Linked DNA regions of Homo sapiens: region 1 is linked to region 2. The links are chromatin contacts, found by Hi-C or POLR2A ChIA-PET in ENCODE. All regions are on one chromosome and are shown on one strand. The core of a region is the stretch at or near the end of the contact, and the rest is flanking DNA. Distances in the headings are between cores, read along the strand shown.

Region 1 (5,240 bases), core at 553-3,052, 3.2 Mb before region 2:
AGCCAATTTTTCATATTTTTAGTAGAGAAAGGGTTTCGCCATGTTGGCCAGGCTGGTCTCAAACTCCTGACCTCAAGTGATCCACCCGCCTCGGCCTCCCAAAGTGCTGGGATTATAGGCATGAGCTACCGTGCCAGGCCTTCTCAAGGATATATGAGATTTTATCTTAAGTTATATTTTGAAGTGGCAGCTTAAAAAGACATGTTTGGTTTTGATACATTTCACTTGGCAAGGTCTGAGAAAATAAATACATCATATTTCCCGCTTTTTCTTGTCCAAGAGATGTTGAGAAGGGCAGTTTAAATCCTGACTTACTAGCACTGTGAGACAGGACAAAGGCAGCTAGAACAAGTTATCTGATCTCTAACATAATCTAATGCTATCTAACTAGCATCATTAGGTTACAATGAACAGTTTTCTTTCAACCGGTCAGTTACTGAGCCTCTGGTATGAACGACGAGAATTTAAAATGTTTTATCCAGGGCCAACATCATGCTTCATGTTTAACAACGTTATACAATAAATTGTTAGATTTCATTTACAGACATAGGCCAGGCATTCCAAAGCCTGGCTGTAGTTAAGCTGGACACAGTTAAACCATCTTCGGCAGCCTATCTAGTTGACTACAACTAAGGTATTGGGGAATGACGGTGGATGGGGCCAGTTTTGGTTCAGGGAAAAACCCTCACTCTAGGGGTGGGCCACAATCAACGCCATCCAACTCAATTGCGCAAAATCATCTGTTCTCACGAAGCTTTGAGCAGTGCAGACGTGGAGCTGGAGATTGGCAGGCGAGGAGAGGCACAGCTAGATCAGCAGAACCAGTCCTGGTGATGGAGCGGGTGGCAGCTGTTGCACAGATCACCTTTTCCCGCCTACCATCTGAGCAACATTCAGAATCAGAAAAATGTAAAGAATCCTAAAATTCATCTCCTTTGGTGAACTGCCTAAATCTTTTTGCAAAATTTGGTGTGTAGGTGCATTTCTTTGGCAAGAGGATCTACAGTTCTCACCAGATTCTCAAAGGAGTCTACGCCTGAAAACACGAGATTCACCGATAAGGTTCAACTTCCTCACTTACTAGATGGAAAACTGAGAGGCCCAAAGGAGGAAAAGCAGTTGCCTCAAGACAAACAGCAGAGATATCAAAACCGAAGGCATTTCAATTCAATTCTAATTCTGGCTTCACACTATTGACCCTGGCCACGTCCAATACCTCTTCACTTCTCTGCAGGACCTAAAAGATCACCAGGAGGCGAGGGCTGGTGTCCGAGTCCCGGAGAGGTCGCAGGCAGTCCAGATTCTAGCATCACAGAAACTCTGGCCAAGCGCTCAGCCGGGGATTGTCTGCCATAAAGACCCCCGCACCCTGTCCTCGCCCCCGCCCCGTGGAATTCCTCTGCATAGGTGACTCCACGTAGAGGACCGAGCGCAAGGAGATCCCGGGGCGGTGGAGGCAGAGGACTACTGTGAAGAATGACGCCTACTCACTCACCTAACAGAGAGGAGGAAGCAGGCACGCCCCAAAAGCGGGTCGGGAGCAAATCCACGCCACTGGGAGGAGGCAAACCGAAGAATAACAGGAAATTACGTAAGGCGCACGTGCTTCTGAGGGGGGCGGGTGCGGGGCGTTGGAGAGGCGCGGCCGCCGCCCTGCGTCTGCGCAGTCGTCGGCTGCCGCGCTGCCGAGTCACTGGGGTGGGAGGAGCATAAGCAGGGGGAGGGGTGCATGCCGGAGTGCGCAGGCGCAACGCGACTCCCGAGGCGCGGGCCGCCCCCTTGGCTGGTTTGGATCCGGGTCAGTCGGGTGCCGAGATTTGGGAGAGACGCTCTGAACTGACTGCCCCGCATCACCGGAGCGTCCCAGCTGCGAGGAGGTAAGTGCCCTGACGTGACGGGGAGGGGCCGCAGCACTGCGTCTCAGCTTCCACTGCCGGTCTGGCCGCGGGCGGTTTTCCCCGGGCCCGCCCGCCTTGGGTCGCGTCGTCTCCCGACGCCTCCTGCCTGGGCCGGGCCTGGGCCTCTCCGCGCCCCCTTATCTGCCGCGGCCTGTGCCTGCTGGAGCTCCGAGCTCCACGCTCTCTCCCCTTCCCGCCTTCCCGTCCTCCCGCGGTCCCCCGCCCCGTCTCGCTCCTCCGCCGTCTCCCGCCCAGCGGCAGCTTCCCCTTTTCGCCCTCCTTGGCCGCCCTTTGCCCCTTCCAGTCCTTTCTCTCTCGCCTCGGAGCCCCATTCTCTTTGGCTACCTCTTCGGCCCCACTCCTTTCTTCTCCCGCATCCCTTGTGCCTCGCTCCGACTCCAGCCTCTCGTTCTGACCCCAGGAATCTCCCGAGGAGCGCAACTTCACAGCTGGAGACCCCGGGCGGGCAGTGCCCCTGGACAGCTCCCTGCTTGGCGTTGTCCCCACACTCCAAGCCCCGTCCTACCCCTCTGGGTTCTGACTAGGAATTTTCCTCCGTTCATGTTTAACCGCGACAGGCACAGACTCTGGGTGAAAAGAAAGAACTTTGTGCTTTGGCTGCAGCGCTGCGAGTATAAAGGGATGAGTGGGTTGCACGGAGAGGTGTGAATGTGCTTTTTGTCCTGGGGGCCGATTGTTTCCTCCCGGTCTAGTTTGCCTCTTAGAGTTGCTGGGTTTGGTTTTCTTCCCCATACTCTACGCTTTCTGGTGGTCTGGGAGTTTCGAAATCTTTAATGTTGTGATGACAACGCTTACCCGCGCATCCCTTCTTGATCGTTCTTAGGTCTTCTCAGGGGCCTGGAAGTGTAGACCTAGGCTTGGGATTCAAGGAGGTCTTGGTTAAAACGGCAAGATGTAAATAAGATTGTGACGCATCCATTTTGTTGAAAGAAAAAACCAGGAATTTGGCCTTTTGATGGAGGAACTTAGAAGAACTTTGTAATTTTTGTAAGGTTGTGGAAAATCCGAGGCAAAGTTAAATTGCCTGGTGTGATTTGACTTTAACTTCGAATAGGCTTTTTAAAGTTTCATCTCTTTGGAGATTGTTCAACTTCACGAGTTCACTGCAGTGAAAACGCCAAGACTGTCTCCCACAAATTTAATATTAATGAAGAAAGGCAAGCCAATTATATCTGTTGTCCGGAGTTAGTTGTACAGCCCTTTCTTTGAATGGGGATCTGGGGATGCAGAGGAGCATAATGAGCCTTTTATAATTACAAACATGCTCTTCTCTAGCTCTTAAGGTTATGCCTAACGCTCATTTGCTCTTGGCTAAAATAACTGAGAAAAAAAGTGAGTAGTAAAAAAATGCTGGAAGTCTGAAAATGGTTTAGACAGAACTTCATTCCTGAAGTTTTAGTCTGTAGCCAGATTTTAATTCTGGCCTGTTTTGGTTTTTAGATGATAGATCTTTTAGTGTGTCAACAGGAATGTAAAGTTTGTATTAACATCTAGGGTGATCACCTGCCATGCTATTAAGTCAGCATGGTATAATTAAAAGTTACATATGTAGGTTCAGAGCCTCTTAGCACAGTGTTACATTGTAAGCTCTTGGAGGGCAGGAATGAGATTCTAGTCCTTACGGAAATGGAGTTTGGGCTTCTATCCCTAGCATTCATTCTAGTGCCATGCACGTGGTAGGAATTCTGTAAATATTTGTGAAAGAAATGAATTTCTGCCTGTAGGGTTCAGCAGTGTATACTTAAATGTGATGTGTACGTAAATGCTGACTGATTTCCAGAGAGGGCTAAAGAGGACTTGGGGGGCGGTCTGCGGGTTGGGGAGATTGGCTCAGATGATTTATGAACTCGGTAAGAGCTGAACATTGACTAACGGATCATAAGGTAATTGAGGAACATTGTAAGTCAAACTTCAATTTAGTTCTACCAGCAGGAAGGATTTGTTTACAACCTGCAATAGTACTCTTTTAGATGATGTGAAGCTTTGAAAATATTGAAATAAGTGATTGCTCACCTCTCCCCCCAGGTATATAGGAATTGATTGTGTATTTGGGGGATCCTACCCTAAACTGAGAATTAGAGACTAGTGAAGCATGGGATTGTGTGGATAATGTTTCTTCATGTTTATGTACTTAAATAAACCAGCAAAATATACGTCGAGAATGTATCTAAATTATTTTTTTGTCCTAAGAAGTTGAGGTGCAGGCTGGCTGAATTTTTTTTTTTTTTTTTAGTAGCTGAATTCTTTTGAGACTGTTTTCAGTGTTCCCCAGAGAGCTCTGCCTAAAATACCTTAACTTCCGCAAATAAGTAAAGTGAAAAGTCCTGATTCCTTGCCTCTTTATTTTGCGCTGGTACTACAATAATATAATGGTTACTTTATATCAAACATTATGACACCTTGACCTTTGGAATATTAGAGGTCTCACAATAACTTCGGAGCCACCTTGAGAAACGAGCAGATATGAATCAGAGAGGACCCAAGGGCCGTTGGAGAGGCACTGCTCCCTCTGAGAATGCCCAAGAGGGGTGGGGGCGGGGGGGGGCGGGTAAAGGCTTAGAAATAAAGAGGTGAAGTGAACCTTTTGCTTCAAATATTCTCTATTTCTATTTTTTTTGTGGTACTTTTCTTCTGATTCTCTCTGATATGTTCATAGATGCTGGTTTGCTTAATTTGTATTCAAAATTTGGTACTAATAACCCTGAGTGAAAAAATAATTTGGAGACTAGATTCAAGGGTTTATTAACAGACTTCTCTGTTGTGTTTCTTGTTGCTTTGGTTGGTTCTTCATCTACCTTTCTCTGTTTAAATATAAAAATCAGGTGGAAAATATGGAGGACTTTGATTAATCAAACTAGTTAAGAGATCATTTAGTGGTGCGTCTACACAATAGTCATTTCTGTTTTTTTTCTTTACTTTCAACCTTTCTTTAGGCTAAAGAGAAGTTTGTTTGTTTTCTTTTCTTTTTCCACTCATGTGCACAATGAAGTTTTTAGGGGGTTGCAAGTGTATAGTTCATTTATTTTCTTTCTTGTTTAACAATTAATTACACTATTCCAGGCTATGAAGAAAAACACAAATGGAAGTATCAACCTTACTGGTAGAGTGCATTTCTAATTCTGCTTTCACAGTGGTAACGTCTTGTTCTCTAAAACGTGTCTTCCTGTGAACATAGCTGTCTGGGTCAGGACTGCTCTAGAGAAATGCTATCATGTGTCATGAAAGTTATACTTAACTAGGGTTAGGCCAGACAAATACTCAGTGTCATTTTAAAGAATCAGAGTGCTATAATTTTAGCTATTCCCTTTTATTTCTGATGTC
Region 2 (4,702 bases), core at 1,835-4,334:
CTTCAAAAAGCATGTTTAGATAAAAAGCAAATGACAAATTATCAAATCCTTCCTTCTCTCCTTTTTCAGCTCTGTAAGAAAATAGAGATTTGTGGCTTTTTATTTTTTCATGCTAGTATCATATAGTATCACTCTAGCATAGTGGCTCAGCTCATGGGATTTAGAGTGGCCAACTCACAGCCCTTGGGCAAGCTAGTAAATACACTGAAGCCTCAGTTTCCTCATCTACAAAACAGAAATAACAGGACCTAACTCACAAGGGTCCTTCCAAGGATTACATTTAATTAGATGATCCATGGAAAGAGCTGAGATTCATGCCTGGCAGTAAGTATTCAATAAATATTAGCTATTATTGCTATTAAATGTGAGCCAACACATTCTAAAAGTCAACATACGCAGATTACTTCAGCCTCTATAAAAATGTCAGTAAAGATCAATAACCTAGCCAGCTCACAATCATTCACGTGACTTAGGTGAGAACCATGTAAGTTAACTTTCTCACAAGAAAGGGCTAAACTTTGTTTCATTACTTACATTACCTACTCAGCCCAGCCTGACAGCCAAAAGAACACATTCCATATTAAAGATCCCACCTTCCTCTAGCAAGGTCAAAAGGACTTCTTACATCCTCACCTGCACATCCTTTCTTTGCTCCTGTATCCCAAAGAAACATGTCTATACTGTGGCTTTCTAAACTGCAGGCCTCACCTCCTCCCTCTTTTAAAATCGTGATAGGTTGGTTAAACGTACTTAAGAAACACTCCAACCCCTGACAATTCTCTGCGCCCAGTCTTCCACAACCCCCAGCTCAGAAGTCACCTCCTCTGAGAAATTTCCCCACCCTCAGACAAAATTAACTCCCCTATACTTCAAAGCATTTTGGGTACACATATGCCCCAGTAGTTACCTTATAATTAACTAATTATGTCTCCCCCAATAGACTGAATTGAGAGCAAGGGAGTGTTATGGTTACAGGATCAGCTCTAGCACCAAGCACAGTGGTTGGCACATATCTGGTGCTCAAGAAATGCCATACTTTAAACCAGATTCTCTCCTGGCTGAGTACCATCTCCTGCTGGATGCCCCACTTCAAACTCTGAACATAAGGTTGCTCTCAGTAGAGCAGGCTAACATGATGGACTGCTGATTACAACATTAGAAAACCTACTCATCAACTTCTCCCATTGGAGAGGTTCCCGGAACCCAAACTCAATTGAGCAGGATTATGTACCATCAAAATCAGTGGGAATTCCCAGCACACTACAGAAGGTAACTTCTCCTTCAACAGGGTTGTTCGAAAGCCTGCAAGGATGAGCTTTTTATTGGAGGACTCTTCCCTGGGTAACTGAAGTGGAAATACAGTAAGAATAAATGCCTTGATTTGGCTGAAAAGGGTTCAAAAACATAAAGAATTGGGAAAAAAAAAAAAAGCCAGTTCTTGATTCCTGAAAAACAGTGGCTCGTGAAAAAGAATGAACAGGAAGCAGGGGTGGGTACTGGACACTCTTTGCTTCAATAAATAAAATCTTTTTTTCCTCCTTACAACCCAAACGAAAAGGCCAACACACCAGGTCCACAAGAGATGCTCAACAATCTTTCCTTCCAACAAGTACACTAAACTGCGTTTCCAGAAAAACACTGCATTGGGAACCTCGACCACAATGAAAAGTTCCAGTGACTAACATAATTTTTTAAAAATCCAACATTTACATTGGGTGACCCACAGAGAACTTGCAAACTTTCTTTAGGGAGGTACTGCTACCTTTGCAAAGAACGTAACTTGGGAAAAACAACCTGGAAATATAAAGAACTCCACAAAGCGTGGCTTTAGTTTTAGAGCCATAATTCCTATCATAAACAGCCTATCAAAAAAAAAATTAACAGTTGCTTAAGGAAATCTTTCATTCTGGAAGCAGAAAAGGAAACAAACATGAAGCATAAAGGGAATAACCCCCAAAATAAAGTTTAAAAAATAATAATTCAGTCCCCCAGCCTTCCCTCTCTGGTGAAGTATGTGATTTATACGGCTTTGCTCTGCAGAAAGCTCATTCTGGGCAGCTCAAGGAAAGAGCCGAGGGAGGGAGAGAAAGAGACACAGGCACAGAAAGGAGAGGAGAGAGAAAAAGAAAATGGCGCAGAGACTAAGTCCCGACCGTCGACAAGGCGACTTTCCCGGGAGGAATCCCGGCCCGGAAAGACCGCCCGAGGCCCGGTGGCGGACGACACGGGGTCTCCGTTGTCCCCTCTTGGGAGGGCCGGGATCTGGAGGAGCTGGGGTCCCCGGAAAGGGGGTCAAGAGGCGGCCCGATGGGAACAATGGGGCCGGTGAGCGAGGAGCCGGGACTTAGTCTCTGGGACGCCATGTCTGTCCTCTGCCCGGCACCGGCAGGGCGCGGGGGAGGCGGCCGGCGGCTGGGGGGCCCCGGAGTCGGCGCAGGGGGCACACTCACCATTCAATCGGAAATCCGCTTCGATCTGGAAAAAGAAAAGGAGAGAATATCAAACAACAGCCACTTTAACCCCTCCGGCGGCGAGCGCGCGCGGCCGGGGTCTGGCTCACCCTGCGCCCCCGGGGAGGACGGGGACCCGGGGGTGGCCACAGAGGGCAGCCATCCCTGCCTCGAACTGTAACTTCGCGGCCCTCGCTCGCGGCCTAGCGAGCCGATCTACTCCGGCAGGCGGCCCCTCACCGGGGGCTCCGGCCTGTCAAAGCTGCCGGGCCGGGGCTGGGGTCGGGGCCTGCGCCGGGGGTCGCGGGACGGCCAGGCCGGGGTCCGGGGCCGCCAGGGTCAGGCCGGGCCGTACCTGGGAATCGTTGTGGAGGTGGTCCCCACTCATGTCGGCCCGGAGGGACGAGCGCGGCGGCAGGCGAGGCGGCGTGGGGGAGACGCAGACGGCGAACCGGCCTGTGCGGGCGGACGGGGACTCCGGAGGCTCGAGGAGGCGCAGGTAAGCGGCGGTGACTGTGGGCCCGAGACTCCAGAAACGGCTGAGGCTGCTACCACGGCGGCGACGCTGCCTGACTGCCGGGCGGGCGGCGAGAACAGACCCCAGCAGTTGTGTAACAGCCTAAGTTCGCATTTGGGCTCACTGCGCCTGCGCGGCCGCTTTTAAACAACACGTCGGCGACGTCAGCGCTCGCGGAAAGAGGCAGAGGGTTGCGGCCCGCCCCCTCGCTGTTCGCCAGACGGACCTGTCTTTGCATCGCAAGCCCCGCCTCCGGACCGTGCGCGCTCCGCTGTGATTTGCATAAGGAGCCGACTCCTCCCACGGCGTCCCACCCCAAGCAGCCTCCCCTTCCTCTCCAGACGCTTTTTCTCGGAACCCCAGCCCCTCTGCTAGGCAGTGCGCAGGCGCCACCCGGGCACCGCCTCCGGACCAGGGCTGGCCGCGCAGCCACGTGGTGGGCCTTTAAAGGCCGCGGCGGGACCCAGCAATCTTGGGCAGAGCTGGTATCCGGCGTCCGCATCTCCTTGGAGCGGCGAGTACCTTGGCAGCTGGGACCCCAGAGGTCTCCCCAGCGCCTCCTTTCTTGCTAAGCCGACCCTGAGGCCGCCTGGTGGGAGGAGTCCCCTCCCCAGCCTTTGTCCAGGCCCTCCAACTTCTGGATTATTTCACGCCCACTTTTTAAAAATTATTTTAATTTTTCAACCAACCAAGGGTCCGGTTTAACCCCAGTTTTCCGCCGAGTACATGTAGCCCTGGGTCACCAAGGGTCTGATTTCTTTGGTTCATTCTACAAATACTTATTGAGCATCCGCTATGAGCCCAGGAATTGTGCTGAGGGAAGGGGGAATGCAAGAGACCAAAGGGAACTGAACCTGTCTCTATCCGCCCCTGTATCCCTGGCATGCTGGGAGGACGGGGCAAATGGGGAATAGAACTACCGTTTATAGAGCATCTATTCTGTGCCCAGCTCTGAATTCTCACAATAGCTCTGTGAGGTCGCCTGTATTACAAAAGTCAAACTGTCCTAAAGACAAGGGACCAACAGCCAGCTACCTTGCATCTATAGTTGGATACCTCTCAAGCTTCTCTGGGAATGAACTGAACTCCACTCAGCTAGAAAAAGCCCCATCCTGACACCTTCCTTTCCCTCATTTCCCACTAGTCCCGCTGATTGCATCTCTTTGCTTCATCTACTTCTCTCTGCTGCCCATAAGCCTTTGAAGTCTGCGTTCTCCTGCTTGGATTAATACAATGTGCTGGCTGGGGGTGGTGTCTCACACTTGTAATCTTAGCACTTTGGGAGGCCGAGGCTGGCAGATCACTTGAACCCAGGAGTTCAAGACCAGCCTGGGCAACATGGCAGAACCCTGACTCTACAAAAAAATACAAAAACTGGCGGGGTGTGGTGGCATGTGCCTGTAGTCCCGGCTACTCGGGAGGCTGAGGTGGGAGGATCACCTGAGCCCGAGGAGGAGGTCGAGGCTGCACTGCACTCCAGCCTGGGCAACAGAGTGAGACCTGGTTTAAAAAAAACAAAAAACAAACCAACAAAAAACACCGCACTCCAAAACACTACACTTCTAACAGGGATTGCTGCTTCCATTCTTGGCCCTCTCGTAAACTGCATTCCAACAATTGCCAAAGTGATCTTCTCAATATGCTAATCTAACCATTACTCCTTTGTGGATATTGCCACATCTATTACCACTTTCACTATTATTATTTCATATTTTAATTGATCTCCTTTTTATTT

Evidence for each region. A loop is a pair of places that touch in the nucleus more often than their neighbours do. ChIA-PET counts read pairs that join two places held with the same protein, here RNA polymerase II (POLR2A). Pooled maps may share reads with other maps.
Region 1: a map of HepG2 shows a loop between it and region 2 (11-fold over the local background). The contact joins the promoter of OSER1 here to the promoter of TOP1 in region 2. A Hi-C loop is called at or near these places in 1 of 168 maps with a recorded cell type or tissue (HepG2) and 5 of 50 pooled maps. POLR2A ChIA-PET finds 5 or more read pairs at or near these places in 1 of 52 experiments (K562).

The regions. Positions count from the first base shown.
Region 1 is chr20:44,207,333-44,212,572 of GRCh38, reverse strand. OSER1 (oxidative stress responsive serine rich 1) reads left to right here and starts at 1,802. Exons shown (of 4, transcript NM_016470.8): 1 at 1,802-1,877. OSER1-DT (OSER1 divergent transcript) reads right to left here and starts at 1,613. Exons shown (of 3, transcript NR_038339.2): 1 at 1,496-1,613. RefSeq lists silencers at 1,400-1,848, 2,044-2,113 and an enhancer at 1,773-2,392.
Region 2 is chr20:41,027,204-41,031,905 of GRCh38, reverse strand. TOP1 (DNA topoisomerase I) reads right to left here and starts at 3,084. Exons shown (of 21, transcript NM_003286.4): 1 at 2,806-3,084; 2 at 2,451-2,475. The coding sequence starts at 2,838. RefSeq lists silencers at 2,744-2,813, 3,034-3,385.